2 separate regions of the Homo sapiens genome follow, and region 2 is linked to region 1. Evidence: chromatin loops called from intact Hi-C (ENCODE). Cell type or tissue: adrenal gland. All regions are shown on one strand. Each heading gives the region's core, and the rest is flanking DNA. Links, peaks and the distances in the headings are about the cores only.

Evidence for each region. A loop is a pair of places that touch in the nucleus more often than their neighbours do. Peaks named below come from ENCODE experiments on the same cell type or tissue, not always from the same donor. Only the 100,000 strongest peaks of a DNase experiment are listed, where the experiment ranks them.
Region 2: a loop joins it to region 1, with 1.9 times the contacts of the local background. A loop is called at or near these places in 9 of 110 quality-filtered maps.

Annotation. Positions count from the first base shown.
Region 1 is chr9:121,753,264-121,769,472 of GRCh38, forward strand. It overlaps DAB2IP (DAB2 interacting protein), which reads left to right. Exons shown (of 16, transcript NM_001395010.1): 4 at 3,750-3,903; 5 at 5,635-5,733; 6 at 6,622-7,176; 7 at 10,242-10,386; 8 at 10,472-10,616; 9 at 13,231-13,467; 10 at 15,169-15,370. Among named protein-coding and RNA genes, the nearest start is that of DAB2IP, 110 kb to the left of the region's middle. RefSeq lists enhancers at 1,090-1,705, 1,828-2,411 and a silencer at 10,467-10,761. In adrenal gland, for the core only: no CTCF peak of the experiment used is centred there; DNase peaks (open chromatin) are centred at 11,858 and 12,108; H3K27ac peaks cover 3,444 bases.
Region 2 is chr9:121,844,677-121,860,885 of GRCh38, forward strand. It overlaps TTLL11 (tubulin tyrosine ligase like 11), which reads right to left. Exons shown (of 9, transcript NM_001139442.2): 8 at 15,661-15,767. Among named protein-coding and RNA genes, the nearest start is that of DAB2IP, 200 kb to the left of the region's middle. In adrenal gland, for the core only: no CTCF peak of the experiment used is centred there; no DNase peak of the experiment used is centred there; H3K27ac peaks cover 1,387 bases.

The DNA of each region.
Region 1 (16,209 bases), core at 8,210-16,209:
GGAATCCCCATGTGAAGGCCTTTTGCCCTCCTTGGTGCCACCTCGCCTAGGGGACCAAAGCTCTAGTCTCCAAGGACCACAAGAGGTCAGAGGGGAAAGCTGTCATGAGACTGAGCTAGGCACAGGGTCGGGAGGATGCCGTGGGCCATGCAATTGGGCCACCTTCTCTTCCACCCCAGCCTTGGGCAGCAGAGAGGGACTTGACCCAGGGCTGGGGGACGGCAGAAGCCCTGAATACAGGGGCATCAGCCCCCAGATACCACACCACATAGGGTAGCTGTGGGCATGGCTCCTGGACTGACCTGGTTCCCATCCCAGCAGGGGGCCTTGGGCGGCTCAAGTAACTGCTCCTCCCTGAGCCTGTCATACCTTTCTGTAAAATGGGTAGATGAATACTCCTGGCAGGGCTGTGTGCTGTTGAAATATGAAAAAAGGGATGTGCAAGTGACCAGCTGGGCGCTCACCTTGTGCTGACTAGAGGTGGGTGCCTACAGGCATCCCTTCCTGGGAGTGGAATGGGAGTGAGGTAGAGACCAGTGCCTGCTTCCCTCCTTTCACCTGAGCGTCCCGGGTAGGGAAGCTGAGCCTATCCCTGCCCCTTTGGAGCCTGGGCAGTCTTTGGTACCCATCTTCTGCCCTGCCTCTAATGCGCTGCTTCCCTAGGCTGGCAAGGCAGAGGCTGGAGGTGAAAAAGGAAGTGGCCCAACAATGCCAGCATGGGATGAAGCCAGGGTAGGGGAGAAGCCTGCCTTGGGTGACTGATGGAGCAAGCAGTCCCTGCTGTGAAGTGGCCAGGGACTGCTGCAAGCACAGGACAGGGCTGGCTTCCCAGAGAGGTGGTTCTTGGGCCTTGAATTGGTCCTGCTGGGTTCAGGAAGTGACCAAATGACCATTTTTCCTTCCTTAGCCCCCTCATCTTATCAGCTACCACCATGGGCACACCCTGGCAGGGTCACAGCAGACCAGCTCCCTCTGGGCCCAGATGAGGGAGGGACCGAGGACACTGTGTTTCAGGGCCTGTAGACTCCAGGCTGGTCAGGAAGGAAACGCATAGGAACGTGAGTGAGAGAGTACGGGTCCACTGGCCCTGCCTCCACCACCCACCCGCTTGCTGTACTATCCAGGAAGGAGTAGCCTGGGAGAGCTTGCGGGAACCACTTGGGGCCTCCCTGGGCCTGCCCTGCCCCTATTCCTCTTCCTCCCAGAGAGCTTGGGCTGCAGGGATGGATGCAGCCTCTGCTTTACATCCCACCCCGTGGAGAAGCTCCCAGGGAAGCGGGGAGGGTCATGGCTGCCCAGGTAGGCCGGGCCAGTCCAAGGTGTCTTAAGGGCCTTGAGCTTCCCTACAGCCCTCTCTTCTGCCAGGATCCTTTCCAGGTCAGCCAGAGCATGCTTGTGGGACATGGTGGGGAAGGAAGGGGAGGGCTCTGCAACCACAGACTCCAGGATCTGGCTGTTTTGGGGTCTGGCCTGGGCCTGCTGGGCTCCTGGGGTTGCAGGACCAGGGTCTCCTTGGGTTTCCCTGGGCAGGCCCAGCCTGCTGAAGCATGCCTCGCCTCTCCTCTCCACAGCCAGCTCATTCATGCGCCCCAGGCAGGAGGCGGCCTCAGCTCACCAGCTCCCCGCTCTGTACTTCCTGGGTCCCTACCCCACCCTCCCTGGCTCCCAGCATCCTTACCTGGCAGAGATTTTCCAAGCTAGGCCAGAAAGCAGCCCAATCCCAGCCAGTGTGACTTCCCTACTATCAGGCAGGGCGTCTCTTCCACTGAGGTATGAAGCCCCATGTGGGAGGGAGGCCTGGAGTCCACCCTGGGAGGTGGGCGGCTCAGGTGGAATCTCAGCCCAGGGAGGGCAGGCCCACCCACGGCACTGGTCATTGCCGTGATGGGGAGGAGGCCAGGCCGCTCGAGCAAGGCCTTGAGGGATTATCAGGAGAAGAGGCCTGTTCCAACACAGCGGTGTGGCGGTGTGATGTGGTGGTGTGGCGGTGTGGCGTGGCAGGTAGGCCAGTGCCCCTTTGTGAACTGGACCTCCCAGGGAGAGTGCCTCAGAGGAGCAGAGGCACATGCTGGGCTTGTCCATGGGCTTAGGCCACAACGGGAAGCCCCAGGTGGGAGTCCTTGTGGGAGTTGGGGAGGGTTCCCCCCTGTCTTGAACTTGTCTCACAGTTTTCCTCTGGCTCTGCCCATTCCCTCTGCTTTCAGAGGCCAGCTTCGTGCTGGGTGTGGAGAGGCAGAGGGAGCCGGTTGACTGGGGCTCCTGGGCTGGCCTCTGTGGGGTATCTAAGGGTTGGGATTCCCTCAGCTCTGACTCCTTACGGCATCTAGCATGGGACTCCATGTTGGGGAGGGCTCTTATGCTCAGAGGGCTGTTGCCATGGAGATGTGGAGCTTGGGGTGGGAGGGTGGCTACTGTCAGCCTGAGTCCCTCTGAGCAGGGCTCTTCCTGCTCACCTCTGGATTCTTGAGCACCCATGGAGTGGGCCTCAGCCCGCTGACCCGGGGCAGTCGCAGAAATGAGTGTACAGGGTATGCATCCTACAGGGAAGTGTCTGGTGGCTCTGCCAAGCTGCGAGCCCCTCAAGGTCAGGGACCAAGCCTCAGCATAGCCCAAGGTAGGGGTCTTGGTTTGGCGAGGCAGGGAGAGAATGATGGACTGAGCACTTGGACCATTGGAACCAGGAGCCAAAGGGCATAGGGCGTTGGGGGTAGGAGGTCCATGTGGGCTAAGCCTGGAGTAGGTTTTTCACCAACCCCAGGGTTTGAGCCCTGGACACAAGCAGGGCTCAGCTTCTGCACCAGAGATGGTCTTAGCAGGCCCAGCCTGTCCTCACGCTTTTCCTCTGTCCCACCGTGGGGGCTGGGGGCTCTAAGAGGACACTGCTCTGTGCTGCTGACTTTGGAGAGACTTTACCTAACCCTAGAGCAGGTGTCATCTGCGGTGCTTTCCCTGTGATGCACTGAGGAAACAGGCTCAGAGGAGAACGATTTCCCCAGGGCCACACAGCAGGGGAGCAGCGGGCCCAGGTCTGGTCTGCGTTTGGGTGCCGGGTGGCATCAGCCCTGTGCTCTTTGTGCCTGTGTCGGAGCCACTGACCTGGGCCCTGAGTCCCAGCATGGGGACCCCGATGGAGTGTGTGTCTTGGGTACTGTGCAGAGACTGCTGCATCCCTTCTGCTTCGAGACTCGCCTCGCCTCGCTGTCCTCATCTGTAAGATGGGAGCAGCAGGGTCCCTGTGGCTTTCCCTCGTGTGGGTCTGCTGGTGTGGGACAGTGTATGAGGAAGGGCTGTTGGCAGTGGTATGCTGGATAAATGTTGGGGCAGAGTGACTGCTCAGTCTTGGACAAGGACCAGTGCAAAAGAGAGGGGAAATGGGAAAGCGCCCAGAACTGCAGACAGCTGCCTGGGTCAGGCGGGCTTTCCTTGGGTCTCTGAGACTTCTCAGGAGCCAAGCTGGCCCAGGCCCCGCAGGCTCACTTGCAAATATTAACCCCGGAGTGGCGCCTAATCCTCACCTTCTTGCTCTCTGAGAGGCTGAGCCCCCAGCCAGACTCTTGCAGTCGGGAGGAGGTTCCCACCAGTCTCTGTGACAGCCCTGCCCCCAGATCTGTCTTAAGACAGAAAGGAGAGAGAGTGGAGAGGAGTGGCTGCCTGCTGGAAGGGGCACGGCCAGGGCAGATGGGTGGGACATGGCAACCAGCTTGACCCGGGCTGTGGGGGCCCACCTGACACACCTACTGCCACCCCAGGTCCCATCTGATGCCGAGGCTGAAGGAGTCTCGCTCCCACGAGTCCCTGCTCAGCCCCAGCAGTGCGGTGGAGGCGCTGGACCTCAGCATGGAGGAAGAGGTGGTCATCAAGCCCGTGCACAGCAGCATCCTTGGCCAGGACTACTGCTTCGAGGTGGGTCCCATCACAGGGGTTGGGGTGGACACCCCATCCTCTCCTGGCCTGGCTGGTCTCCTCCAGACATCCTCCTGGAGTCCAGTCTGCTGTGGCCTCAGCAGGGGCCAGGGTCTTGGGGACAGTGGCTAGTAGTTACCGATAGCTTTCAGCTCCTAAGAGACCTGGTGGAGCTGGGGTGGAGGCTGTCCTTCCTACTCTCTAGGTTCTCTGGAAATGGGCCAGCACCTGTTCTCCATGCTAGCCTGAAGCTGCTGGGGCCCCCAGTGGATGACAGTGAGTAGGGGAAAAGCCTGAATTTCTTAAGCACCAGAGCCCATGTCTTAGAGCCTGCTCACCTCCCAAATGCAGTGTGGATAGCAGAGAGTCTCCCCTTGTCTGGGCCTGTTTCCCACTGTGAACAATGAGAGCCCAAATCTGTCCTGCCCTGGCATTCTGCGACCTGAGGTTTGAATGCAGAGAGCCAGTGACCCACCTGGGGATGACCTGTCCAGTCCCTCATAGGAAATGGGGGATCTGAGGCCCAGAGAAGGCACAAAGACATCAGAGGTCACACAGCAAGGCTGAGACCAAGCCGGGAGCAGGGTTACTATTGTTGCAGGTGTTCCTGGGAGTTACTAATTGCTTCTGCAGTTATTCATATTGCTTCCTACCAGTTTCTGGGAAGATTCCTACCCCCAATAATCATGCATAACTAGGAGAGCTCTCTTGTAGAGGAATGAGCCTGGTAATGAAAAGCAGCCACTTGGGGACTAGTGTGACAATCTCCTGGCACCCCCAGCCCTGGGGAAAAAACAGAATGGTGCCTGGCACCTGCCCCATACCCTGTGCCCACTGGGGACCATTTCTGGTTCAGGACTCCTGGCCAAGCCAGGCTTGATCTGGGTTCTGACTTCCTTGCCAGGGATAGGGTGAAGATGGCCCTGTCTGCTGGTTCACAGCAGGGGGTTCTGTGGAGGGTGCAGGCCCTCGAATGCCGTGTGAGGAGTGTGCTTCCCCTGCAGAGACCCGGGTCTGCTGCTGGGGACAGTGGAAACACACAGCAGGAATTGCCCGGACTGGCTCCCTTACCTGGCAGGAGATGTCTAAGCTGGACCAGAGGTTGAGTGAGAGTCAGACAGAGAGGGAAGGAGAAGGGTCAGGGACTGGGGACCCTAGGGCCTGGCACATCCAGACAGTCCGAGTCTCATTTCTCCAGTCTGGCATAAAAAATATCAGGCTTATATTACCATTGTTGTCACTGCTGCTTGACGGAAGAGAACCCTCAGAGTTGTCAGCTGAGGACTGAGGGGATTCTGGTACCTACCTTTAGTTGTCTCCTTGGTTCTTGTGGTTCCGCCTTTAGGGAAAGTACGCTCGGGTTAAGCATTGCCCTCTGACCTGGGCAAGGTCTTCGTTCATTCCCTCTTCCCATCTCAGGGAGAGGGAGGTTAGAGTTAGGAAGATGCTTTCCTATTGGACAGAGGGCACTGAGGGACGAGTGAGGAGCCTGCTCGTGCAGGATGGGGCCACTCTCCGGCTGCTGACTTGCCCTGGGACAGTGGCTCTCAAGTGTACCACCTGCAAAACATGAAGTAGAGGCGTCATATGAGCCTTGTCCTGGCTCCTTCCTGAAGCTGTGATGCAGACCTGATGGCCAGAGTCCCCTGAGCCTCCAAGGTCTTCTTCCATCACTGCCTGCCCTTGCTGTGGTCCCTTCCCTCATAACACTGTCTTGCCTGCTCCCCACAGGTGACGACGTCATCAGGAAGCAAGTGCTTTTCCTGCCGGTCTGCAGCTGAGCGGGATAAGTGGATGGAGAACCTCCGGCGAGCGGTGCATCCCAACAAGGTAAGCCTGCGCCCCTCTCACCAAAGCATGGGGGATTGAAGGTAGGCTCAGATAGGAGGAAACAAGAGAGACTATCTCTGTGGTGTGGGCTGGGATTGGGGGTGGTCAGCCTGCATGGAGGCAGGGCCCGAGTGGACAATATTGGTGGACTCTGAAAGAGACGTTTGAGTTGACCAGGTTGAGACAGGTGCTGTGTGCCTCTGTTTTCTAAGCTACACATTGAGGCTGGGCTTGGGGAAATGAGTGCTGGACCCTGGGGTCCTTCTGCTGGGACCCCTTGTCCCTACTCCCCAGCCCCTGGCTGAGTTCTGCTCATCTTCCCCTTCCACCTTAGATGTCTGCCCCTCCTCCAGGTGAGGACCCCTGTCCCAGGCTGGTGCCCTCTGTGTTCCCACTGCCCCTGGGCTCCCCCATTAGGTCCTGGGAGCCCCCACTGTAATCCCTGCTTCTGTATCTGTCTCCCTAGCCGACTTGAGGGCTTGACCAAGTCCTGGTCACCATAGCCATCTCTTAAGTTACAGTACAGACCAGCATATTAAGGAAGAGTTAATAATGGCATAGCCTGTGACGTGTCAGGCGTTGTGCTGGCCTCTCTCAGTCTCGCCCTCTATGAGATGGGGGTTTTACCTTAGTGCCGTTTCATAGACAAGCAACCCAAGGCTCCAGTTAAGTTGCTTGCCCAAGGTGAGTGAGCTTCTGTGAGGTCGACCAGAGATCCAGCCCTTGTCCATCATGCCCTGCCTCATCCTGACTTAGGGCCTAGGCGCCCGCTGCCGCCTCCACCTTCAGAGCTCCTCCTGGGTCTGAGGACTCTCTCAGGCTCTGGGCTGGTTGGGGGTTGCACGTGGCACCCCCAGCTGACCACCCTGGACCCCCGTGCACATACAGGACAACAGCCGGCGTGTGGAGCACATCCTGAAGCTGTGGGTGATCGAGGCCAAGGACCTGCCAGCCAAGAAGAAGTACCTGTGCGAGCTGTGCCTGGACGATGTGCTCTATGCCCGCACCACGGGCAAGCTCAAGACGGACAATGTTTTCTGGGGCGAGCACTTCGAGTTCCACAACTTGCCGCCTCTGCGCACGGTCACTGTCCACCTGTACCGGGAGACCGACAAGAAGAAGAAGAAGGAGCGCAACAGTTACCTGGGCCTGGTGAGCCTACCTGCTGCCTCGGTGGCCGGGCGGCAGTTCGTGGAGAAGTGGTACCCGGTGGTGACGCCCAACCCCAAGGGCGGCAAGGGCCCTGGACCCATGATCCGCATCAAGGCGCGCTACCAAACCATCACCATCCTGCCCATGGAGATGTACAAAGAGTTCGCTGAGCACATCACCAACCACTACCTGGGGCTGTGTGCAGCCCTCGAGCCCATCCTCAGTGCCAAGACCAAGGAGGAGATGGCATCTGCCCTGGTGCACATCCTGCAGAGCACGGGCAAGGTGAAGGTGCGTGCAGGCCCCTCGGCTCCTGACACAGGCTGGGCGGCAGCACTGGGTTACCTGCCCTTCCTCACATCCGTACATTTCAGGCCTAACAGAGGCCTTGGAGGCACCGGTCACTACCAGAAGGGCTCCCTAAACCCAAAAGTTCTATCGTGGGCTGGGGGTTTTGTACTCCTGCTCTGTGGCTGGAGCTGATCACTGAGGCCTGTGTGGAGCCAGTGGATGGGATTGCAGCTGGTAGTGAGGGAGTGGGCTTGGGTTGAGGTGCCTTCCACCACTGCTGCAGAGGACCGACCCCCTGAGGCGCCAGGGGAACAGGCTGGGTGGCCACGGCTCTCCCAGCACACAGGTCCCACAACGCCACCAGCCGCAGTGAGCCAAACACACGTCCCCTGTGGGGTATGGAGTTCGGCAGACCTCCCCAGCACGATGCACAGATGAGCCTCCCTCACAGCTCTACCTCACCCCACACTCTCACCCAGACACACAGATTGTCACACAGGTAGACACAGTCAAAATTGTACTATTCGAGGGTTAGCCAGCCCCACCCCAGAGCCTCACAGAAGCGGGAATCGTCTGAGACCCACCCAGGCAAGTCCTAGTTCAGGGCCAGAGGTGCTCAATGTCCATCTCCATGACCCCTTTCACCTTCCGCTCCCGAAGATGGGCCCAGCAGCCCACCATGCAAGCCGTGCCTCAGCCCCACCTACCCGGTTTGGGGACAAATGGGCTCCTGGACCAGGGTGCCCCTAGGAAGGCAGTAGAGCATGGTCTGTGGGCCTCGAAGGCGACCTTCTCTCTTTACATTTGCCACCTGCCATTCAGGAAGCTGGCCAAAGAGGGTGGGAAAAAGGGGCTGGACTTGAGGCCTCTGCAGCGTGGATGGACCCTGGTGCTGGGCTAAGGACTGGGCCTCTGCCCTCTGGACAGTGGCGTGTTGTGAGCCAAGTGGCAGGTGGCTGAGGGGCACCCTGTGTCAAGGTCCTAGGCCCTTAGCTCTGGGTCGGGGAGGCACAGTTGGGAGCCATACCCCAGGGCAGAGTCCAGGGCACAAGACTCGTGGAGGTCCCTCACCCTCTCACCTGTTCCTAGAGGCCCTGGAAGGGGAGGCCATGGCTGGAAGCCTCAGCAGCCTCTGCAGCCCCCCTCCCTCTTGCACTTGCTGTATGCTGCAAGTGCAGGGCTGGGGCGGGGACCTCCTCCCCATGGACCCGCGATGGGGAGCAGTTTTCCTCTGTAGTGCTCAGCTACCTCCTCCCTCACCTTCTCCCCCAGCCTTCAGACTTGGCTGGCTAGGCTGCACGTTGGGCCAGCTCTGGCTGCCCCGTCCTTAACATGCTGGTCAACACTGGGGACGTATGCTGGGAAACGGAATGAATCAAGGACCCATGGGCACCAGAGAGGGAGTGATGGGGGCTGCAGAGGCTGCATTATTTTCTGCAGTTGTGTCTGATGTTTCAGTACCTGGTTCCCAGGGCTGGGCTGGGGCTGGCCTGGGAAGCGGATTCCTCCCTGAAGCAGCCTGAAATGATAGGTATGTCCAGGTGCTCGTGGAGGGAGGTGAAGTCAGGGCTGCAGCCAACCCCAAAGGCCCTCAGTGGGATTGGGGAGCAGTAGATAGAAGCATAGAAAGTAACTTGTGCTGCTGGGGTGACAGGTACCTAAGCCCCCACCCCTGGAATACTTGGGAACTAGCCCCTCTTCCGTCTCCACGGCTAGAGGAGTAACGGAGTCTGGGAAGCAAGGGACTTGGACCAGATCTGGCCCCAGGTGGCTGTGTGGCCTTGGACAAGTCATTTTCCTGCTGTGTGTGCATTGGTTTCCCCCTTATTGGGTCCTGGCTCTCAGGAAGTTCTCATCCCAGCACTGGGGCCTGGCTCTCATTGCGGGAGTTCAGGAAGGCTGCAGTCCTGAGCGGGAGCCCTGGAGGAGCCCCGGGGGAGATGCACCTCTGACCCCCGCTTTAGTGTATTCAGAGAATGAGACCCTGGAGGTCGCCTGCTGGTCAGGAAGGGGTCCTCAGGCCACATGATCCCCAGGAAGCCAATGACAGCTTCCCCTTTGCCCCTGCTGTCCCTCTGTGCCTCTGCTGTGCACCCTGGGTTCCTGTGTCTAGATCTCAGTTCTGTTTTAAAGGACCCCAAGGTCGTGCATGTCGGAGTGAGGAATTTCTTGAGCACAGATGCCTGGGTCCACCCCTCCTGGGCACCTTGCAGGCTCTGTGCTAGGTGGCCCCCTGCCCTGACTGTCACCCTCCCTTGAAACTATGACAGTTTTTCCTATTTTCTTCCCCTCCCCCAAGCCACAGGTTAGTTGTGAGCACAAGGAGGTGGGGGCTTCTGAGGGAGGGTGTTAGTATCTGCATGGTTGCTAGAGTAGGGGGAAGGTGTGGGTTCGGGCTCCTGTGCTGGGGTTTTCCCACAACACTGTGTGTGGGACCTGATGGGCCTGGGGCTGCTACCCTGGATTGCCAGGTGGGCAGTGGCGCCTCCACCTTCCCTCTCCAGCCAGTTGCACATCACTTCCTGCTCTCACCTGCCTGAGCATGGTGGCTCACGACCTCCCCGGGCAGTGGGGCTGCACAGAAGGCATCTGTGTCTGGTGTGGGAGCCCCCACCAGAGTCATAGGTGGATACTGATGGCCATTCTTACCATGAGACAGGGCAGCCTCATTTGTCCTCTTTGGCACTGATGGTGCGGGGAGAGGCGAGTCCTGCTGTGGTCACCAGGCCAGGCCTGATCAGGGCTGTACATGGAAATGAGTCCATTCTCTGTGGTGGTGGGGGCTTGTGGCTCCACGTGGCATGCTCTCATTCAGGCTGCCTCCATCCATAGACCCGGCTCTACTGTCACCAGTTCTAGGCTCCTACCCTGGCTGGGGGCCCCTGCCCTGCCCACACTCCCCAGCAGCCCCCAAAGGTGGGCACACTGTTCCTCTCCGGGACCCCCGCAGCTTGGTGATGGAACAGCCTCAAAATGCCAGGACTTCTCTGGCTAGGTCTGGAATCCTAGGGCCCTCCATGCCAGGCCAGCTCAGGTCCTGCTCTCTCCACCTCCTGCCTCCCCAGGACTTCCTGACAGACCTGATGATGTCAGAGGTGGACCGCTGCGGGGACAACGAGCACCTCATCTTCCGGGAGAACACACTGGCCACCAAGGCCATTGAGGAGTACCTCAAGCTAGTGGGCCAGAAGTACCTGCAGGACGCCCTAGGTAGGGAGTGGGCCAGCAGCAGGGCAGAGGGTGGGGCAGGGCCCGCCAGGTCCTCACTCCCCACTCCCTGCCCACTTGTCCATAGGTGAGTTCATCAAAGCGCTGTATGAGTCAGATGAGAACTGCGAAGTGGATCCCAGCAAGTGCTCGGCCGCTGACCTCCCAGAGCACCAGGGCAACCTCAAGATGTGCTGCGAGCTGGCCTTCTGCAAGATCATCAACTCCTACTGGTCAGTGCGGTGCCCAGGTCTCCCCACCCTGTCGCCTTCCCCATCCTGTCCTTCAGTGTCTGGCACCCGCAGTGTGCCTGATGCTGCCTGGCCCCTGAGTTGTACTGACTTGCCAGTCCCCTGGCCTAGTCCCTTTTGAGCTCTCAGGTGGGGCAGCGTTCAGCATGTTGCTGTGGTTTTGTGATGGAAAGAACCTGGACACGCCAGTCTGCCGTCTCTGGTGATGAGGGAGCGCCCTTCATGTGCCGGGGGCTATTGTGGGTGCTTGGGCTGCAGCGGGAGTGAGACTGGCAGGCCCTGTGTGGGCCCCCACTTGGGGTGGGCGGATGGCTTCACCTGAGGCTCCTCACCTGTCCGTGGGAGCTAAGGTGCTCATGTCACAGCCTTGTGATGGGGCCAAGCAGGGGCACGTTGGGGGCCTGAGCACCAGGCAGGCCTCTTGCTGGGACTAGAGAATAAACAGAAAGGACTAGACTTTGAAGTAGAACGGGGTCTGCAGACTCTGCCAGCCCCAGAAAGCAGCAGGGCATGCAGCAGTGGGCTGCTTAGACAGGCCCCTCAGCAGGACCGGAATCAGTCCCGGAGAAACTTGCGGTAAGGCCGACTTCACGGCCACCAGCTTGCTCCTGGGATATATGTGTGTGATGGCCAGCCAGCCTGGTGCCGAGTATAGCCTCGTTCTGTGGTGGCACACAGGACTGTGCGGGAGGGCCTTGCTGTCAGCCCAAGCAGTGGGTTCATATTCACCCCAGAGGAGCTGCCCAGGTTTAACCTGTGTCCCCCTCCAGCTCAGGGCTTACAGCCCCCACCCACCCAAGCCTCCGTCCACAGCCTGTTCTGACACCACTCTCTCCCCGGCCTTACCTCACTCCTTGTTAGGTTCATCTCTTTCACTCACCTGCACCTTCCCCTGCATACACTCCTGCCCTTCCTGCTCCGAGGCCACACCTGGTACCCTCTGTCGCAGCCCTGATCCCATCAGGATAGGGTTGTGCCTGTGCCTAAAACATTTCCTGTGAATGCTGGGGCACCCTGGGGGCAGGTGAGCCCACCACCTCAGGACTGGGCACACAGGAAGGCCAGAGAAGTGTTTGCTGCTCCCCAAGGACAAGAAAAGGCAGGGGGAATGGGCAGGCCAGGAGGGTTGGCACCCAGGGCCTTAGCCCCTGGGCTATACAAGGTGCTTGCCTGGGCCAAATGGGCACCTCAAGATGGGCCACAAATGTGCAGCTTTCCACACCCCTGGGCCGGTGGAGGAGAGCGACTGTAGGGCCTTGAACTCTGGGAACACACTTCCCATTCCCAGCTGGGCTGTGCTTTCCCCCTCCCCCTCTTCCAGGGGGGCTGGGCATGTGACTCAGGGAAAACATATTTGTGGACAGTGATTTTCCATTTCCTCTTTCTGGCATTTATCAGAGGCACCTCTCCATTCTGGACAAGGCCATTGATAGATGTCACCACTCAACACCTGCCCCCTGTCCAGTTCTGTGCCAGGCACTGTGAGAGCCACGGCTAAAGGTGGCTCACCTTCATTCCCCGCTAGGTGTGCCCTTGATGGGTCAGCCAGCATGCATTGCAGGAGAGCCTGCTGAGCAGGCTGCTGGGCCTGTGGGGGAAGAAATTTCAAGTTGGTCAAGCCTGTTGTAGCCTTGGGGTTTTAGCCTTACGATGGCTCTGTGAGCTTGGCAGGGCAGGCCTTGCTCTCAGTTTAGGGGAGAGAAAACCCAAGCCTTCCAGGAGGGCTAGGGCCTTGGTCAGATCACCCTGAGCTCATGGCAGAGCCAAGTGTAGACTGAGTTCACGGACCACTGGGGCCTGGCCTGCCCCAGGCTGGGAGATGCATCTTTTAGGGAAAAAAGATAGGAAACCCACTTAAGGGTTGGCCAGGTGGGCCTGACCATGGCAGGCCAGGATGCCCAGTGGAACCAGGAGCCCCATTGTCTAGGGCCAGCTCTGCCGGCTTGCTCCATCACCCTGGGGCAGTCACTACCTCCCTTTCCCTCCCCATGTAGAGAATGGAGAGCTGTGTTGTCCCACCGTGTTCAGGGGTAGTCCCATCTTCTTGATCTTTCTGAGCTTTTAGGAAATCCTGGATTCCTGTGACATTATTCAAGCAAAGGAAATTAGTCTCAAAGCCAGTGATGGGAACCCAAGGAATAGTGGTCTATTCCTGTTTTCCTCACTTCCCCCTAGACCCAGATGCCTGCTGTTTGGGTTGAAAAATGAAGTAGACACTGGCAGAGAGGTGGGGAGGGCCCAGACCAGAAGCTGGAGAGGTGGTTCAGCACTGGCCCTTGGCAGTTAATTCCGGTTAGGACGGAGAGCCAGCTCCTCATGCCTCCTCCCATCCCACCTGCCCGGCCCTTCACTGAGAACCCACTGCCCGATGGGAGCCTGGGTCTCCCTGCTCCTCCTCCTGCCTGGGCACTTGCTCCAGCCACCCTGTATTGACTGCTCTCCCCAGATGGCTGTGTCCTCAGAGCTCAGACAGCGGGGCTGACCTCACGCAGCTGGCGGGGTAGAGCCAAGGTTGGAATGCAGGTTCCTGCTCTGTGCACTCCTGTCCTGGGCCCCTGCCTGACAGCCAAGCCCACCTTTGTCTGTCCCTACACAGTGTCTTCCCACGGGAGTTGAAAGAGGTGTTTGCCTCGTGGAGGCAGGAGTGCAGCAGTCGCGGCCGCCCGGACATCAGTGAGCGGCTCATCAGCGCCTCCCTCTTCCTGCGCTTCCTCTGCCCAGCCATCATGTCGCCCTCACTCTTCAACCTGCTGCAGGAGTACCCTGATGACCGCACTGCCCGCACCCTCACCCTCATCGCCAAGGTCACCCAGAACCTGGCCAACTTTGCCAAGTGAGTGCCTCCTCCCTCACCAGGCAGAGTTGGGCAGGGCTGGTGTCCACAGGGCAGGCCCTGGGGGTGTTTCTGCCCCCAAGCTGAGCAGAGACCATAAACAGGCCCTGGTTTTGTCCCTGTCATCCTCAGTCCTTCTCCTTCCCGCTTTTTAAAAAATAAAATCTCCACACCCTGTCCTTCTACTCAAGGTATATGTCATTTTGGTATGTTTCTTAATTTTTAAAGGTGACGACATGAGACATTTTTTTCCTTCTGCTTTTTTGAATTAATGTATTATTATAAGGATTCTCACATATCCCTTAACATTCATTAAGCCCTGTTTTGAAATAAATGACTAATATTCCTCCAAGGGGGACTGGCCCATATTTCCTTAATCCATTCCCTGTGCTTGGGCACTTGGGTTGGGCACCACCATCCTGGTGTCAGGCTATCAGGATGTCTTTGCTGATAAAGCACTATTGGTGTTTTTGGCTGCATCCTTAGAGCAAGTGGGCAGAAGTAGAAGGGCTGGGTCGTCTCACTGTTGTTCATTCTCAAAACATAGATTGAGCCCCATCCTGGGGCCATCTGTGTGCTGGGCTCTGACGGCACCAAGATGAATCAGTCCTGGTGGCGCTCAGCACTTCAGCCAGGGAGACGTGTGGAATGAGCAGGAGAGCAGTGATAGACACACACGAGCCTCTTAGGAGGGCTCTCAGCTTGTTGGGAGAGGAGACAGGAAAGCCTCCAGGGTGACATGATCCCCCAACTGCATGTCAGGGTGAGGCGTTCATTGTCTCAAGAGGAGCAGAGGCTGGGCATCCCAGGGAGGGCCATGCACTGTGCCAGGTCAGGAGAAGCGGGCGATGAGACCTAAGAGGACAGCAGGGACCTGAAGGCCAGACAGGGCTGTGGGAGCCACCAGAGGGTTTTAAACAAGGGAGAGGATGGCCTTCCTCTGTTCTGGATCCTGAAAAGCTCACCCTGACAGCAGTGGGCAGATGGGTTGGAGGGAGCAGGATGGTAGCCAGGAGACGTGAAAGGAGAGCATAGCTGTGGTTCCAGCAACAATAGCAGAAAATTCGCAGGGAGGGGAGCGGGTACAGGAGGCAGTGGCTGCAAGGGACAAGGTTAGGGGTGATTAGAAGGCAAAATCAGTGGGCCGTGCCATTTGGGAATGAGGAAGAGGGAGGAGTTGACAGCTGCCAGAGATTCTGTCTCAGGTGTATCTGTATGGGTAGTGGGGTCTCCACTTAGGGTAGGGAGCTCAGGAGGAGGGCATGGGTTTGGGTGTTGATGATGACTTCAGGTGTGGCAGGCTGAGTAGGAGGGACTCCCAGGGGTGGTGCCTGCAGATATATTAATACATGCCTGAAAGCTCATTGGGAGACCTGGGTTGAGCAGGGATTGAGCATCATCTGCATACCAGGGCAGTGAAACTTGGAGGAAAAGCCGAAGGACACTGTTAACAGGCAGTGTATGGGGGACACAGAACATTCCAGGTCCTGAGATAAAAGGTTCAGAAAAGGATCGCTGGACTTACCATGAGCAAGGAGGGCCCTGGTGACCTGGGTCAGAGCATATTCAGCTGACTTGGGGAGTGAATGGAGTGGGAGCCTGCCATAGTGGGGAAAGCGGGTGGTGGTGTCCCAGTGGAGGGAGTTCCTGGGCAGGGCCTGCCTGGGCCCAGTAGTGCTCACCCAACTGCCCTCTCTCCAGATTTGGCAGCAAGGAGGAATACATGTCCTTCATGAACCAGTTCCTAGAGCATGAGTGGACCAACATGCAGCGCTTCCTGCTGGAGATCTCCAACCCCGAGACCCTCTCCAATACAGCCGGCTTCGAGGGCTACATCGACCTGGGCCGCGAGCTCTCCAGCCTGCACTCACTGCTCTGGGAGGCCGTCAGCCAGCTGGAGCAGGTGCCTGTTGCCGTGGGGCGGAGGTGGGGCCAAAAGCTGCCATCAGGCTTTTAGTGTTCCCCCTTCCAGAGTAACCATGGAGGGCAGAGAGTTTGCCCAAGTGGCATGATCAGGCCAGGTCCTGTCAGAACACACTGGGGATCTGTGGGCCCCATTTTCTCTGTGGGCAAATGCTATGTTCACTCAGCAGTATCTGCCAAGGCTGCCCCACTCTGGGTACTAGAGCTGGGGTGTTCCGCATGCACTCAGCCTTTAGTGGACAAGCGCCACTGTGCTGCCTGCCAGAGCATGTGAGAAATAGAATTGGATCGTGAATCCGCCTGTATGAAGAAGATGACTCAAGACCCTGTACCTCCACTTGTCCAGCAGGAAGTCGAAAACCTTTCTAGGATTGCCCTTGACCATCAGTTGACAAGGTTACTCCCTAGACACCTCTGACACTGCTGCAGTCACCTGAAGTGAGCCCTCCCTAGCCCGAGACTTCACTGACCCCCAGCCTCAGCCCACACAGTGAGCAACTAGTTCTTGGACTTAAGGGCTGGGTCTACCAGGAACTACTTCCCGAATATCTGTTGCTTTCTAGGGCTCCAAGGGACCACCTTACTTTTGTAAGGTGCTGAAACTGGCCTGGAAGGCCCTTCATGCCTCCTGGTCCCATTCCCTAGAGGTGACCGCTCAGAGCACTGGTATGCAGCCTTCTGGACACGATCTGTGCATGTGTAAGCGCACACACACATGCAGGCGCACACACATAGAGCTCTTTTCCTTCTTCAGTTTGTTTTAAAGCAAGAACATACTGTGTATGCTGCTGTGTGCATTTCTTACCACTGTGTTGTGGG
Region 2 (16,209 bases), core at 5,561-13,560, 89 kb after region 1:
AATCCAAAAGAAATGCTAGAAATAAAAAACATTATAACAGAAATGAAGAAGGCTCTCAATGGGCCCATCAGCAGATTGGATACAGTCAAAGAAAGAATCAGTGAGCTTGAAGATATGTCAATAGGAATGTCCTAAACTGAAACAATGAATTAAAGAAAAAAAATACTGAAAAAAAGGAGACTATCCAGGAACAGTGGGACAATGACAAAAAGTACAAAATATATGTTATGAGAATATCGGAAGGAGAAGAATGAAGGGAGCAGAAGATAGATTTGAAGCCGTAATATTTGAGAATTTTCCAAAATTACAGACAGACACCAAAACCACAGATCTAGAAAGCTCACAGAAAACCGTGCAGGACAAATAACAAAAATCTACACCTAGAGAAAATCATATTTAAACTGTAGAAAACCAGAGACAAAGAGAAAATCTTGAAAGAAGCCAGAGAGGAAAAATAATACCTTACCTATACAGGTAAGGTATATATGCCTTAGGTAAGGTATATATAATGCCTTAAGGACAAGAATTACACCAGCCATCTCACCTAAAACCATGCAAGCAAGAAGAGAGTGGAGTGAAATACTTAAAGTATTAGAAAAAGAAACCCCACCAACCTAGAATTCTGTATGGAGTGAAATTATCCTCCAGAAATGAAGGAGAAATACACTCTCAGACAAACAAAAACTGAAGGGATCTGTTGCCAATAGACTTGCTTTGTAACAAATATTTAAAAACAAATTTCAGAGAACAGAAAAATGATATGGGCCAGAGACTCAGATCTACATAAAGAAAGGAAGAGCATTAGAGAATAAATAATAGAAGATACAATAAAATGTTTTTTCTTAATTTTAATTGATCTAATAGATAATTGTTCAAAGTAATAATAGCAACACTGCATTGGGTGATTATAGCTTGGGGATAAGTGAAATGAATAACAGCAATGTTATAAGGCATGGAAAAGAGAAATCAGAAGTTCTCTGTTATAAAGTACCTGCACTATCTGTTAAAGGGGTATAGTGTTATTTGAAAATGGACTTATTAGCTGGAAACTAATTGTAAACTCTAGGATAATGACTATTTTTAAAAAGGAGTATAATTGCTAAGCTAAAAGAGGAGATAAAGTGGAATTATACAAAATTCTCTATTAAAACCAGAAAAGGCAGAAAAGAGAAGTAAAAACAGAAACAAAGAACAAGTCAGTGAATAGCAAGCTGTTACAAACATTGATAGGTATCAATCCAACTATATCAATAAGTATTTTAAATGTGAATGGTTTAAATAAATTAAAGGACAGAGACTGTTGAGAGGATTAAAAAACGAGACCCAACTGAAACACAGCTTAAAGATAAAAAGAAACACACTTTAAATGTAAAAACAACAAAAAAAAGATAGATAAAAAAGCAAAGGGTTGGAGGAAGATATATCATGATAACCCTAACTAAAAGAAAGTTACAGTAGCTATATTAATTTCAGACAAAGCAGACTGCAGAACAGGGAAAATTATCAGGGATAAAGGTGAGTAATAATGATAAAGGGACAATTCTCCAAGGAGACATAATAATCCTTAACATGTATGCACCTAACAATGGAGTGTCAAAATATGTGAGACAAAACTGATAGAACTACAAAGAAAAATAGATAAATCTACTATTATAGGTGGAGACTTCAACACCCCTCTATCAGTAACTGACAGATCCAGCAGGCAGAAAATTGGTAAGGGTATAGTTGAACATAGCAGCACCATCAATCAACTATGTCTAATTGACATGTATACAATACTTTATCCAACAAGAGTAGAATATACATTCTTCCCAGTTCAAATGAAATATTCACCAAGACAGACTACATTCTAGACCACAAAACACACCTTTTTAACACATTTAAAAGAATAGAGATCATACAAAAAATTCTCTCAGGCCACAATAGAATTAAACTAAAAATCAATAACAGAAAGACGGTTGAGAAGTCCCCAGATATTTGGAGAATAAGTAGCACATGTCTAAACAACATATAGGTCCAAAAAAATCTCAAAAGATATTTAAAAATATTTTAAACTAGGCGAAGATTAAAATATAAATTATTGAAATTTGTGGGATCCAGTGATATTAGTGCTTAGAAGAACAATTTATAGCAATAGATTAGACAAGAAGAAAGATCTAAAATCAATAAGCTTCCATTTTAGGAAACTAGGAAAAAAGTAAATTTAATCCAAAACAAACAGAAAGAAAGAAATAATAAAAATCAGAACACAAGGCCGGGCCCGGTGGCTCACGCCTGTAATCCCAGCACTTTGGGAGGCCGAGGCGGGCGGATCACGAGGTCAAGAGATCAAGGCCATCCTGGCTAACAAGGTGAAACCCCATCTCTACTAAAAATACAAAAAATTAGCCAGGCGTGGTGGCTGGCGCCTATAGTCCCAGCTACTCGGGAGGCTGAGGCAGAAGAATGGCGTGAACCCGGGAGGCGGAGCTTGCCGTGAGGCGAGATCGCACCACTGCACTCCAGCCTGGGAGACTGCGAGACTCCGTCTCAAAAAAAAAAAAAAAAAAAAAATCAGAACACAAATTAATGAATTAAAAATAGGAAGAAAGCAATAGAGAAAATCTATAAAACCAAAAGCTGGTTCTTTGAAAAGCCTTAAGATCAATAAAATTGATAAATCTCTAGCCCAGCTAACCAAAAACAAACAAACAAAAGCAAACAAAAAAAGCAACAACAGAGAAAGAGAAAAGGTTATTAGATTACTAATTAGTAATTACAAATTACTAATATCAGAAATGAAAGAGGGATCATCACTATCACTACTTATCCCATGGATATTAAAAGGAAAATAAAGAAATATTACAAATAAGTCTATGTCTACAAATTTGATTAGATAAAATAGATCCATTCCTTGAAAGAAATAATTTATGAAAACTCACACGAGAATAAACAGATAATCTGAATAGGCCTTTATCTATTAAAGAAATTAGATGAATAATCAATAACTTTTCAAAAAAGAAAGCACCATGCCAGCTAGCTTCATTTGGTGAGTTCTAACAAACGTTTAAGAAGGAAATGATACAAATTCTCTACAATCTCTTTCAGAATACAGAAGCAGAGAAAACACTTCCTAACTCATTCTGTGAGGCCAGCATTACCCTAATACCTAAACCAGATAATGATATTACCAGAAAGAAAAACTGCATACCAATATTCCTCTTGAGCATAGATGCAAAAACCCTCAATAAAATATCAGCAAATTGAATCACAGGCTGGGCACCAATATAATTCCAACACTTTAAGAGGCCAAAGTAGGAGGATTGCTTGAGTCCAGGAGTTTGAGACCAGCCTGGGCAATCCTGTGAGACCCAGTCTCTACAAAAAATTTTTAAAAATAAATTAGCCAGGTGTGGGGGCACATGCCTGTAGCCCTAACCACTCAGGAGGCTAAGGCAGAAGGATCACTTAAGCCCAGGACTTTGAGTCTGCAATGAGCCAAGATTGTGTCACTGCACTCCAGCCTGGTCAACAGAGCAAGACCCTATCGCTAAGGAAAAAAAAAGAAAAAAAAAAAGGAATCATATACCATGACCAATGCGATTACTTCCTCAACTTGATAAAGCAATATCTACAAAAAAATCTTATAGTTTAATGGAAATAAATTAGACGCTTGCCTCTTAACATCAGGAAGAAAAAGTCCCCCCCCTTACCATTCCTGTCCAACATTGGACTAGAAGTCATAGCTAATGCAGTAAGACAAGAAAAGGAAATGAAAGGTATAGAGATTTGGAAGGAAGAAATAAAATTTTCTGTGTTCAGTGGATTGTCAATGTAGAAAATCCCAATGAATTGACAAAGAAACCTCCTGAAGTAACAAATGACTATAGTATGTTTGAAGGATACAAGGTTATTATAGGAAAGTCAATTTTTAAAAATATATTAGCAATGAACAAATGGAATTTGAAATTAAAAACATATTTGAAGTTAAAACCATTTACATTAGCACCAAAATAAAATAAAATATTTAGGTATAAATCTAAGAGAATATGTGCAAGATCTATATGAGGAAAACTAGAAAACTTAGATGAAAGAAATAAAAAGAAGATCTAAATAAATGAAGAGCTACTTCATGTTTATGAATAGGAAGATCATTATTGTTCTTTCTGACTTGATCTATGGATTCAACACAATCCAAATGAAAATCCCAGCAAGTTATTTTGTGGATATTGACACACTAATTCAAAATTTATATGAAAGGACAAAAGACCAGAATAGCAAACATAACACTGAAGAAGAAAAAGAACCAAGTCAGTGGACTGACACTGCTCAACTCCAAAATTTACTATAAAGCTCTAGTAATCAAAACAGTATGGTATTAGTAAAAGAATAGGTAACTAGACCAATGGAACAGAAGAGAGAGTCCTGGTAGGCCCCTGTGAATATAGTCAACTGATCTTTGACACAGGAGTAAATGCAATTCAATGTAGAGAGGTTAGTCTTTTCAACAAGCTGTGCTGGCACAATTGTGCATCAATAAGCAAAACAAATAAATAAGAGAATCTAAACACAGAACTTACACCTTTCACAAAAATGAAGTCAAAATGGATCACAGACCTACGTGTAAAATACAAACTATAAAATTTCTAGATGATAATATGGGAGAAAATCTAGATGACCTCGGGTTTGGCTATAAAATTTTAGACACAAGACCAAGAGCAAGATTCATGAAGGAAAAAAATTGTTAAGTTGAACTTTATTAAGATTAAAAACTTCTCCTCTGAAAAGACATTGTTAAGAAAATGAGATAAGCCACAGACTGGGAGAAAAGTATATGCAAAATATATATCTGATAAAGAACTTGTCTCCAAAATATACAAAGAATTCTTAAAACTCAACAATTAAAAAAACTCAATTAAAACATGGGCAAAAGAGCTGAACAGACATCTCACCAAAGAAGTTATACAGATGACAAATAAGCGTATGTAAAGATACTCAACATCAAATGTCTTTAGGGAATTGCAAAGTAAGACAATGAGGTGGCACTATATACCTATCAAAATGGCTAAATCCAAAAAACTGAGTACACTAAGTGTTGACAAGGATGTGGGGCAAAAAGAACTCTCATTGATTACTGTAGGAATGCAAAATGGTACTACTACTTTGGAAGACAGTCTGGCGTCCCTCAGCATCCACAGGAGATCAGTTCCAGGTAACCCCACCGCTACCAAATTCTGCAGATACTCGAGTTCCTTATATAAAATGGTGTAGTATTTGCATATAACCTATGCACATCCTGCTGTATACTTCAAATTATCTCTAGATTACTTATAATACCTAACACAATGTAAATGTTATGTAACTGTTACACTGTATTTTTTATTTGTATTTTTAAAATTGTTATATTATTTTTTATTTTTCTTAAAAAAAACCTACCAATCCATGGCTGATTTAAATCTGCACATGTGGAATGCATGGATATGGAAGACTCACTGCATATATATATAGACAGAGAGATAAATAGATACAGATGTAGATAGATACAGAGATAGATATAGATATTCATAGATATGGATATGTGAAAGGGGATTTATTAGGGGAATTGGCTCAGGGCTGAGAAGTCCCACATACAACAGACCATCTTTAAAGTGGAGACCCTAGGAAGTCAGTGGTGTGGCTCAGTCCAAGTCTGATGGCCCACGAACAAGAGATGCCAATGGTGTAACTCTCAGTCCCAGGCCTAAGGCCTAAGTAGTTGGAGCTGGAGGGGTGGGGGTGAGGGGAGGACCTGGTGTAAGTCCTGGATTCCAAAGGTCAGAGAACCTGGAGTTCTGACGTCCAAAGACAGGAGAAGAAGAGTGTCCCAGCTCCATGAGGGAGCAGTGAAGGGGGAGGAGTGGGGAGGTGGTGGGCAAGAGAGAGAGAGAAAGAGAAAGAGAGTCATCTTGGCCTTTTTGTTGCTGTTGTTCTATTTGGGCCCCCAGCTGATTGGATGGTGCCCACTCACATTGAGAGTGAATCTTCGCCATCCAGTTCACTAACTCACACACCAATCTCCTATGGAAACACTGTCACAGACACACCCAGAACTAATGCTTTACCAGTTCTCTAGGTATCCCTTACTCCAGTCAAGTAGACACCTGAAATTAACCATTGCACCATACAATCCAACCATCACGTCCTTGGTAATTGCCCAATCGTGCTACAAACTTATGTCCACACAAAACCCACGCACGAATGTTTATAGTAGCTTTAATTATGATTGCCAAAAACTAGAAGCAAGCAAGGTGTATCTCAGTCAGTGAATAGACGAACAAACTGTGGCATATCTGTTCAATGGACTATTATTCAGAGATAAAAAGAAATGAGCTGGCAAGCCATAAAAGACATGGAGAAACCTTAAATGCATATTGTTAAGTGAAAAGAGCCAGTCTGAAAAGGCTAGATACGATATGATTCCAACAATATGACTTTCTGAAAAAGGCTAAACTATAGAGAGTAAAAAGATCAGGCGCTCACGGAGGGGAGGGCTGAACAGGGGGAGCACAGGGAATTTTTAGGGCAGTGAAACTATTCTGTATTACACTGTAATGGTGGCTACATTTGTCAAATGTCAAATCCCACAGAACTGTACAACACAAAGAGTGAACCTTAATGCAAACTACAGACTTGAGTCGATCATAATATACCAAGGTTTTTCCATTAATTATAACAGCACAATCATGCAAGATGGTGTTATAAGGAAACTGTGTGCATGGGAATGGGAGAGTGCATGGGAATTCTGTACTATCTGCTCAATTTTTTCTGTAACTATATGTTCTAAAAATATTAAGCCTATTAATTTTTTAAAAAAGGCTTTTACAGCACCTGGCCTGTGTTAGGTGCTTGATAAATGTAGCTGGTGTTGGCGTCAATCACCGGCAGTTGCATTAGGAGAGAGCCTGCTGGAGAAGATACAGTCAGGAGACCTGGGTCTCAGCCTGAGCACTGCAGGGGCTATTGGAGGTGGCCCCTAACCCGTCCCATCCTTATTTCCACAGCTCTAAATCTGGAATAAGAGAAATTCCTCCCCTCAGTGCAGTTGGGAGCACTGAGTGCTGTGTTTTGCAACAATAAAGTGTGTGCAAACAATTTACTGCCTGCTCCAGGCTGTGGGAGGAACGGATGGATGAGAGGAGTGGTGGGGGGGAAGCCCTCACAGCCCCGAGAGCTCCCTGGACATGCTGTTGTTGTTAACGCCAGGCTTAGCCAAGACCAAGGGCCAGACCATCCTACTAAACACAGCTCTGCCCAATTCTCAGGCCTGGGAGAATTTGAGGGCCGGGACGGGGCTCACATCTTCATGTGCCTGTGACGGTTGTCACTGCGCAAGGCAGACCAGGACTGAGACTCGGGGCTGGCCCCTGTTCTGCCCCTGCCTGCCTGTGGAGCTGTTTCTAGCCCTCTGAGCCTTGGTTTCCTCCTCTGTATATAGGGTCACGGTAGAGCTCACTGGGAGTGTGTGCACTGTGTGGACAAGTGACTTTGGAAATGGTTTGTAATCTGTGACACACACACCCACCAGGAAGGATGGTGGTGGTTAGACAGAGAAAAAGCTACTGTTTGGGCCAGGTGCATACTTTATCACTAAATCCTGACAGTGCCCCAAGGTAGATGTCATTGCCCCATTTCAAAGGACACTGAGGCTCCCAGAGGTGCAGTGCCCCCTCTCAGGGCTTCCCGAGGGAAGGTAGCAGAGTATTGAAACCCGGCCTGTCTAACTCAGCTGCCGGCTTTCTACACAACACTGGATCCTGCGGCTGCTGTTCCTACAAGATCTGGGGATGGTGGGCAACAAGTGTAGGGAGAGGGGAGGCCTACATCAAAAAGAATTCAGCTTTCTCCCCTTTGTCTGTTTTTGGGGGGTGGGGCCAGACGATGGGCAGAGATCCTATTCTCTCCACCCTCAAGGTGACTGAGGATGAGGAAGGACAGGCACTCGCCCGACAAAGGGGCAGCGGGTGTGACTCCACCTAGTCTGGTGGCACTACGGGTGCAGAAGTGGCTTTAGCAGGCCTGGGAGATCAGGGTCTGGGTGAGCGAGGGGGAGGTTGAGCCGGCATCTCTGCTGGCTCTCTTGCTTTTATTAAAAATAATTCTGACGCCAACTATTTTGTAAGCGTGTAGGGCACACATCCAGAGAGGCCCATCTGACTGCGAGATAATTTCAAGGCTGAAGAACATCGTTCGTGCCAGACACCTCGCACGAGGCGCTGCGTGAAACTGGCCTACTTATCCGAGGCCTCCTGTATTTCAGGGGGAGGGGGCAAGCCATGTTTATGTATAAAGGAGACTGCGCTCAACATTCCAAATGAAAATACTCTTCAATATTTCAGTGCATCGTTAACCAAATACATTTCAGCTGGGGCTTACTCCAGCCGATGTGAGCAGAGGCGTCAGATGACTCGCAGTCGGTGACTGAGGGATTTTGCTGAGAGATGGTCATGAGGCTCAGACACCCATGGGATTGGTGGGTTGCCGCGGCTGAGCCCTGGTCCATGGGACATGTGTAGCAGGGCACCTGCTAGATGCCAGTCTCAGTGCTTGGCCTCATGCAGGCGGGAACAGCTCTGTTTCCTGGATGTTGGCCTCATGTCGGGGGCAGATGTCCAGGCCCTTTCACAGTACTCAATGTGTGCTGTGGTCAAGGGCAGCGCTGGGTGCTGCGGAGCAGGTGAGACGGTACTGGGCCCAGCCTGAGCACTGGGGGAGGCTCTGTGAGGGAGGGGACCTGGGGGGTGGTGGTGAGCAAGGAGAGGGGGTTCCTGCAGAGGTGGGGGCCTGAGGGGGCCGGCCATTCTGGCTGGAGTGAGTGTGAGGCTAGTGATGAGTGGGGATGCAGAGTGGACAGGGGTCCAGCTCTCAAGGCCCTGAAATGCGCCAATGTCCTCCCCTGGGGTTGGAATTGTGAGACCAGTGACTGCAGGCAGCTGGGGGCCGGCACAGGCCTGTAAGTGATGGGAGCAGGCAGGGCTCCTGCTTCACACAGCCATGGACGAGGCTGCCAGCACCACATTTCCTCTGTCTTCCCCAGCCTCACTGTCCCCACTGTCGCCAGGGTGGGATGAGGAGGGCCTGGCACTCTGTCAGCCACCAAGGGAGAGTCTGTTGCGGCCACGTCCTGACCCTCTCATCTGGCTGTGAGGCAGGCCCTTCTTCCCATCTCTGTCCCCAGCACCTGCAGAGCAGCTGGCAGGGGTAGGTGCCCCAGAAGCACTTCCCGAGAAAGTAGTGCAGTAGGAGCAATGGGATCACACTAGGGGCAGACCCGCTTCCTGAGCATTTTCCACAGGCAGACATGGCCCTGAGCGCTTTCCGTGTTTTGTTTCATTTCATCCATCCCAAGGTTTCCAGGAGGCAGGCACCATTATTATCTCCACTTTACACCTGATGAACTTGAGGCTTGGAGGAAGTTGCCTAACTTCCCTGAGGTTAGCTAGCAAGTGACCAAGCGCAGATTGAAAGCCCAGTTTGTCTGATTCTGGAGACTGTGGCTTTGGGTATATAGCAAGTCAACCCAAGGCAGCCCCCGGAGCTGGGCACATAGCTCAGGAGGCAGGCATGTAGCTCATCAAGCAGTGGAAGAAATGTTTCTTATTTTGGTCAAAGAGCACTCAGCATATGTCAGATAATAAACAATGCCATTCTTAGATCTCCCTCTCCAAGCAAGAGGTGTGTGGTGTTTGAGCTCTCATGGGAAGGGGACGTGGGGAAGACTCCACAGTCAGTTTTTTCTTCCTTTGCTCTCATGTTCCCTTTGGTTACTGAAAGGGACCTTTAGCTTATATCTTAAAATAGCAAAAACATCTGGCTTTGAAGTAAACAAAGTTCAGAAGCCCCCAGATGTTGGTCTTTTGTTAGGACCAGGACAAGATTCTTGGTTGCCCAGCTCAAATGTTACCTTTGCGAGTAAAATGTTTGTCTCTCACAGCTGACACCATGATTTTGCCTTTAATTGCCTAATCTTGATGCTGTCCTCATCTCTTACCACGGAGATGTGAAATTCCACTCTGGAAAGAGCTGAGGGCAAAGTCTCCATGATAAGAAGGACCTCCTGAGTGCAATTTACATGAAATAAATGCATCTTCACTGACAAATTTGTTTCTTTATTTGAATTCTGGGCAATGAGAGGGCTACTCGAGGGCTACGACATCCCAGTTTTGCTGATAACATCCTCATTTAGAGTTCTGTGTCCTGCTGGAAATTCTAGAAGTGAAAATTAAAATTCTTATCTTTTTTTTAAATGACAATTAACATTGGCATGCTGGAGAGCATAAGCTACATGTTACTAAATTCCATCCAGCTCTTGAAGAGCCATTGACATTCTGACAGAGGTGAAGGCAAGCCCATTTGGGGAATGATGAACCCAGGGTGCAGACGGGGGGTTCCTTAGGTGGGGAGAGCCACATATTAGATGTAGGTCACTGTCAAATTCTAGCTTTTGTTTTGAGTGGTGAGTTTGCGGATGCTTATTCCATTATTAAAAATAGCTAATTTAAAAAGCTAACTAAATAAAAGTAGGTTATGCGTGGATCATGATGGAAGTGTCTCATGAACCCAGGGTGATGGGTGATGGCTAATCTAATTCTATGCACCTGAGGTCTAATAAAACACAAAACAAACAATCAAAAGCAAATTTATTTAAACGGATTATTTGAGTTTTAGATTTCATCATGTGCATGCTTTTTCTCACTAGTTTTTATTTTTTTCCTAATTATTTTAAGCACCATTTTTTCTTCTCCATTTCAATAGCAAGGTCTCCTTTTGCAGGTTATTTTTGTTCTTAAAGGTCTCAAGCATCAGGGATCTGGTTAACCCCTTCAGTGGGCACCAAAGTCTTATAACGGCAGAAGGAAGGTCTGGCTGGCTGCGGGAGAGGGGAAGATGCTTTAGCACTTTGACACAGCAGGCACTGGGTATGGGTGATGATCCAGTCCAAATGGGCGTTCAGAGGAGGGGAGGGAGACCCTGTCAAAGAGACCACCTCTACTCTGAGCCACGGTTCTCACACTCAGGATTCCCTGCTTTGAGGATGCAGGGCATCTTTTATTTTTGCATTTGTCTGCTCATCAAACATTAACTGGGCACTGGGCGAGATGCTTTGCATGTTCCAGGCCATGTGCTAGGCCCTCAAGGATACAGAATGCACAGTGGGTGGCTTTTCTGGGTCACAGCATGCTACGTGCCTTGTATGCGTTCTATCTTAACCCTCACAGCAACCTTCCTCTGTTGCTTCCCCCCATGATAGCTCTGGTCATATACTATTGCAATCGTCAACTGTATGTCATATTCATTTGTGACTGAGAGCACTGGGTATAATGGAAAGGGCAGCAGACACTGAAGTTAGACTGGTTTTTATTCAAATACTAGGGTCCCCACTGTAATATATTTTTTAGAGGCAGGATCTCTCTCTGTCACCCAGGCTGGAGTGCAGTGGCACAATTGCAGCTCACTGCAGCCTTGAACTCTTGAGTGCAAGCAATTCTCCTGCCTCAGCTTCCCAAGTCGCTGGGACTATAGGCAACTGCCATCATGCCTGGTGAATTTTTAAGTTTTTTAATAGAGACGGGGTCTTGCTATGTTGCCCAGGTTGGTCTCGAACTCCTAGCCTCAAGTAGTCCTCCCATCTCAGCCTCCCAAAGTGCTGGGATTACAGGCATGAGCCACTGCTACTGGCCCCCACTGTAATACTTGACGTGTCTGTGTAATTTCACCTCTTTGAGGCTCAGGTTTTCCATCTGTTGAATGGGAATAACAATGCTTATCTCACAGGATGGTGTGAGAAGTAAATGAGGTAATTCTTAGCAAGCATTTTTTATTTTTGTCTCACATAAATGTTCAGTAAATGGTCTCTTTTTTTCCCTTAAGAGGCTAGGATCTGTACCTAATTTATCTTTATATCCCTGCAGGGCACAATACCTGGTAACACATTCACTAGCTGTTAGTTGAATGGATGAATGAATGAATGAGTACGTGTTCTTTGAGCGTGAGAACCCAGGCTCTATCATTCTTCACAGGCTTCTTTCTTTTCAGCCCCCAGCAGCTGTGGGATGGGGAAAGCCGTCTCCCTCAGCATGGCACCCACACCTCCAGCCAGTACCTAACTGGATCTGAGGGCCTCGAACCCCTTGGATCCACACCATGGAGGGAAGAAAAGAAGACCCTCTGGTCTTTCTGCTGACACTTGGCAAAAGGAAGAACGACCACTTAACCACAGACTGCTCCTTTTGCTACTCAGTAGCTTCCTGAACGGTCCTAAGAAGGTGGCTGTCTCCAGATGCCCCTCTCCTTGAGAATCAGGGGCTTGGACCAGCCTTGAGAAGGAGGCAAGAACTGGGCCCTGGCTGGCACCAGCAGTGGCTCCTGAGACCACAGGCACAGAAGGCTTCCCATGTGTGGCTTTCATGCCCAGGCCCACTTCCTAGACCCCCAGGCCCTGCTATTTCCTTCCAGGAGTGAGGAAAACTCAGAGGACGGAGGAAAGGGAGACAGGAGGTTGGACAGGCACCCTCTCTGCTCCAGTTCTGTCCTCCCAGCAGGCCCTGTGAGTTGACTTTTATCCTCCCGCTGCTGCCGTCCCCTCTGACTCCTGCTTCACCAGCCCTGCCCCCTCTGTATCACTTAAGTGAACAAGCACTGCTTGGTGTAGCCCTGGATGGGGGGAGAGCACCCTGGGTGAGGAGGTAGGAGGACTGAGTTCAAATCTTGCCTTCTTTTGCTGCTCCCTGGCTGTGGGAGTTTAGACAAGTCACTTTTGCTCTTGGAACCTTAGGGTACTCATCTGTAAAAAGGGGTGCTGTTGCCCACCTCGAAGGCCTGGCGTGAGAATTTGCAGCGATATATGCACAAGTGAAGTAATCTCAAAACTGCTGTTACTACTATTCCACCTGGTGATGACTATTCCACCTAGTCAGGGGCTGAGGTCTGGCCAAGGGCCTGGGAGATCCCAGCCCTGAATTTGCTTATCAGTATGTGCTAAAAATAAGTATTTTTCTCATTTCCATAGCTTGGTCAGCAGAATACGGAGACCCTGGCAGACCCCAGAAAACCTCACCGGAGCTTGAATTGCGGACAGCCCCCGTGGATTCCGCTTACCGGGAGCAATTTAAGAGGCAAACAAAACATGAAAAACTACTCAGAATTAACAATGGGCCAGATGGTAATGCTAGTTTGCAGCAATAAAACATGATAAATAGCTTCCTGCTGCTACTCCTGATCAATTTCAATATTTAATAATTCCACTGCCACTCCCACCCCCTCATCTGGCCCCCTCCGTGGGATCCTGGATGACTCCCCACATTCAGCTCACAGAGCAAACACTTCTTTGCTTTCTGAAGGTGTCAGCAGAAAGTGCCGCTGCTCGATTGTCACATGAGCACTCTCAGTCCTCGAAATGATAATTAATCTGCCTACTTCTCCTGAAGACGCTCCATCTCACGCCTCTCCTGGTTGCCAGGGAGGGCTGTAAGGGAGCTGCCAACTGCAGAGATGCGATAGAGGCACTCATCTTGTTGATTCAATGACTGCTGCTATTTCCTGGGTTTTGCTTTTGACTTAAAGAAAGGGGAGCTGCAGGGAGCTCGGTGGTCATCTCACTCTAGGACCAGTGAGTAGGAGAAGGCAACCTGGAACGGGCTCGGGTGGATTGGTGTTTGAACCTTATCCACCAGCCATGCCTCTCTAGGCCTCAGTTTCCTCCTCTGCACAATGGAGATAATCATATCTACCTCTAGGAGAATTCTAGCCGGTGCTGCACATGTAAAGTGCCTGCAGAGTGCTTGGCATATAAGAATTGGCCAAGAACTGGCAGCCAGGAGCATCACTACTAAACACAAAGCCAAACAGCAAATGATGTCTGAGCGCCAGTGCCCTGCAGGAAGGACCGGCTGCATCTCTGTAGTTGGGAAGTTTCTGGCCCACATGGGTGTAGGGCAGGATTGGCTAGGGGTGCAACAGCTGCCAGGCAGACTGCCCCCAGGATTCTCCCCAAGGGGTGTCCACTAATAAGATAAACTGCCTCGCACCATCAGCGAGGACTCCAAAGACCTCAGAGCCACCCTGGAGAGCAGGGATTGTTGGCGCCATTTTACAGATGAGGAACTGGAGATAAGGAGGTGGAATGACTTTTCAAGCTGACATGGGCAGGAAATGGCATAATCAATTCTAATCTGGATCTCCCAACCTGACTTCATGTCCTCTCCACAGACTCACAGGAGCAAGCTGCCCCACTCCTCACGACCCGGTGCCTCCCTTCTGTGCGTCCCTTTTGGAGGGAGGCAGCCAGAAGAGGGCGTGGCGTGGGTGCCAGGGTGCTGCGGGCTCACAGTTCCTGTGTGATCTGTGTCACCTGAGCTGCAGTTTACTCGTCTGTGAAATGAGACTCATAATGCCTACTGCACTGGTTTACCGGGACATTTAATGAGGAAATATGCATGAAAGGACCTTGAAGTTTTGTGATGAGCTGTACAAATATCAGTTATGGTTATTATAATTTTTTTAGAAAAACACCCTCTGGGCTGGGCGCAGTGGCTCACGCCTGTAATCTCAGCACTTTGGGAAGTCAAGACAGGCGGATCACTTGAGCTCAGGAGTTCAAGACCAGCCTGGCCAACATGATGAAACCCTGTCTCTACTGAAAAAAAAAAAAAAATACAAAATTAGCCGGGCATGGTGGCTTGCACCTGTAATCCCAGATACTTGGGAGGCTGAGGCAGGATAACTGCTTGAACCTGGGAGGCAGAGGTTGCAGTGAGCTGAGATCGTGCCACTGCAACCACTCCAGCCTGGGCAACAGAGTGAGACTCCGTCTCAAAGACAAACAAAAAACAAAAGAGAGAGAGAGAAACACCCTCTGTGAGAAAAAAGATAGGAAACTCATCCACCTAAAGGTGGGTTCTTCTCACAGAACCCTTCACCACAGAACCTAGAGGATCAAGATCAAATTTTCTTGTGTGGCATTCAAGGCTTTGACAGCTCCCATAACCCCATCTCTACCCCTTCTCACATCCCTTTTTGCTCCAGCCCATCTGGGCTACTTGGTATGGTCTAAGCTCAACAGCCTCACCTGTGTCCAGGCCACGGCCAGGCAATAGCCCTGCCAGAGTGTCTGTCCCAGCCCTGTTCACCAGCTGATCCCGTACACCCTTCTCCTGAAGTCTTCCTTGGCCCTCCCTGGATGAGGAGCTCCTCCGCTGAGTTCCCGGATAGCTTCTCTGAGCTTCTCTCCCTCCGAGCCAGGCATCCTACTACCTAGCATCATTTTCTCATCTGCCTCCCAATGCTACAGTGAATTCTTTCAGGACGAGAACCAAGCACTATACCCTCCAGCCCACCCAAGGCTGGGCCCAGCATCTGCTCAGGAAATGTGTGTGAGGGGTGAACAAATGAATGAATAACTGAGTGTTCCCAGTATGGATGGAATCTGAGCCTTAAGCAAAGGCAAGGAATGCTAACGGTGGTATGAGAATTCGGTAGCAGACAGTGCTCCAGCATTTAAATTCAGCTCAATCCCTGGGATTATGTCTAGATCTGATGGCATCATCTTCTTCCCCCATCTGAACCCTTGACAAGAAGGAACAGAAAATATACCACCCATGCCTGTCAGGACCCCCACAGGCCATGGCAGAGGCATTTGTCAAATACCTGAGTCCCGCTGGTCCAGGGTCATGGAGTTCCACCTCCGTGTGATGTCAATGTAGAGGATGTCCACGGCAGCCATGGACAGGCTGCTGCTGCTGAGTTTGCAGCTCCTGCCAACAATGGGAAGTGACATGTCACTGCCAGCCTGAAACCTGTCCTGTCTATCTCTCCTCCACTCCTGTTAGGGACTGAATGTTTGTCCTCCCCAAATCCATAGGTTGAAATCCTATCCCTCCAATGTGATGGTGTTAGGAGGTGGGGCCTCTGACAGGTGATTAGGTCGTGAGGGTGGAGCCCTTGGGAATGGGAATAGTGCTCTTCTAGGAAGAGACACTAGAGAGCCTGCCTCCTCTCTACTCTCCACCATGTGAACATAGAAGAAGGCAGCCGTCTGCAAACCAGGAATTGGGTCCTCACCAGACATCAGATCTACCAGCACCTTGATCTTGGTCTTCCCAGCCTCCAGAACCATGAGAAGTAAATGTTTGTTGTTTAAGCCACTGAGGCTGTGGCATTTTTGTTCTAGCAGCCTGAACCGACTGACATTGTTTT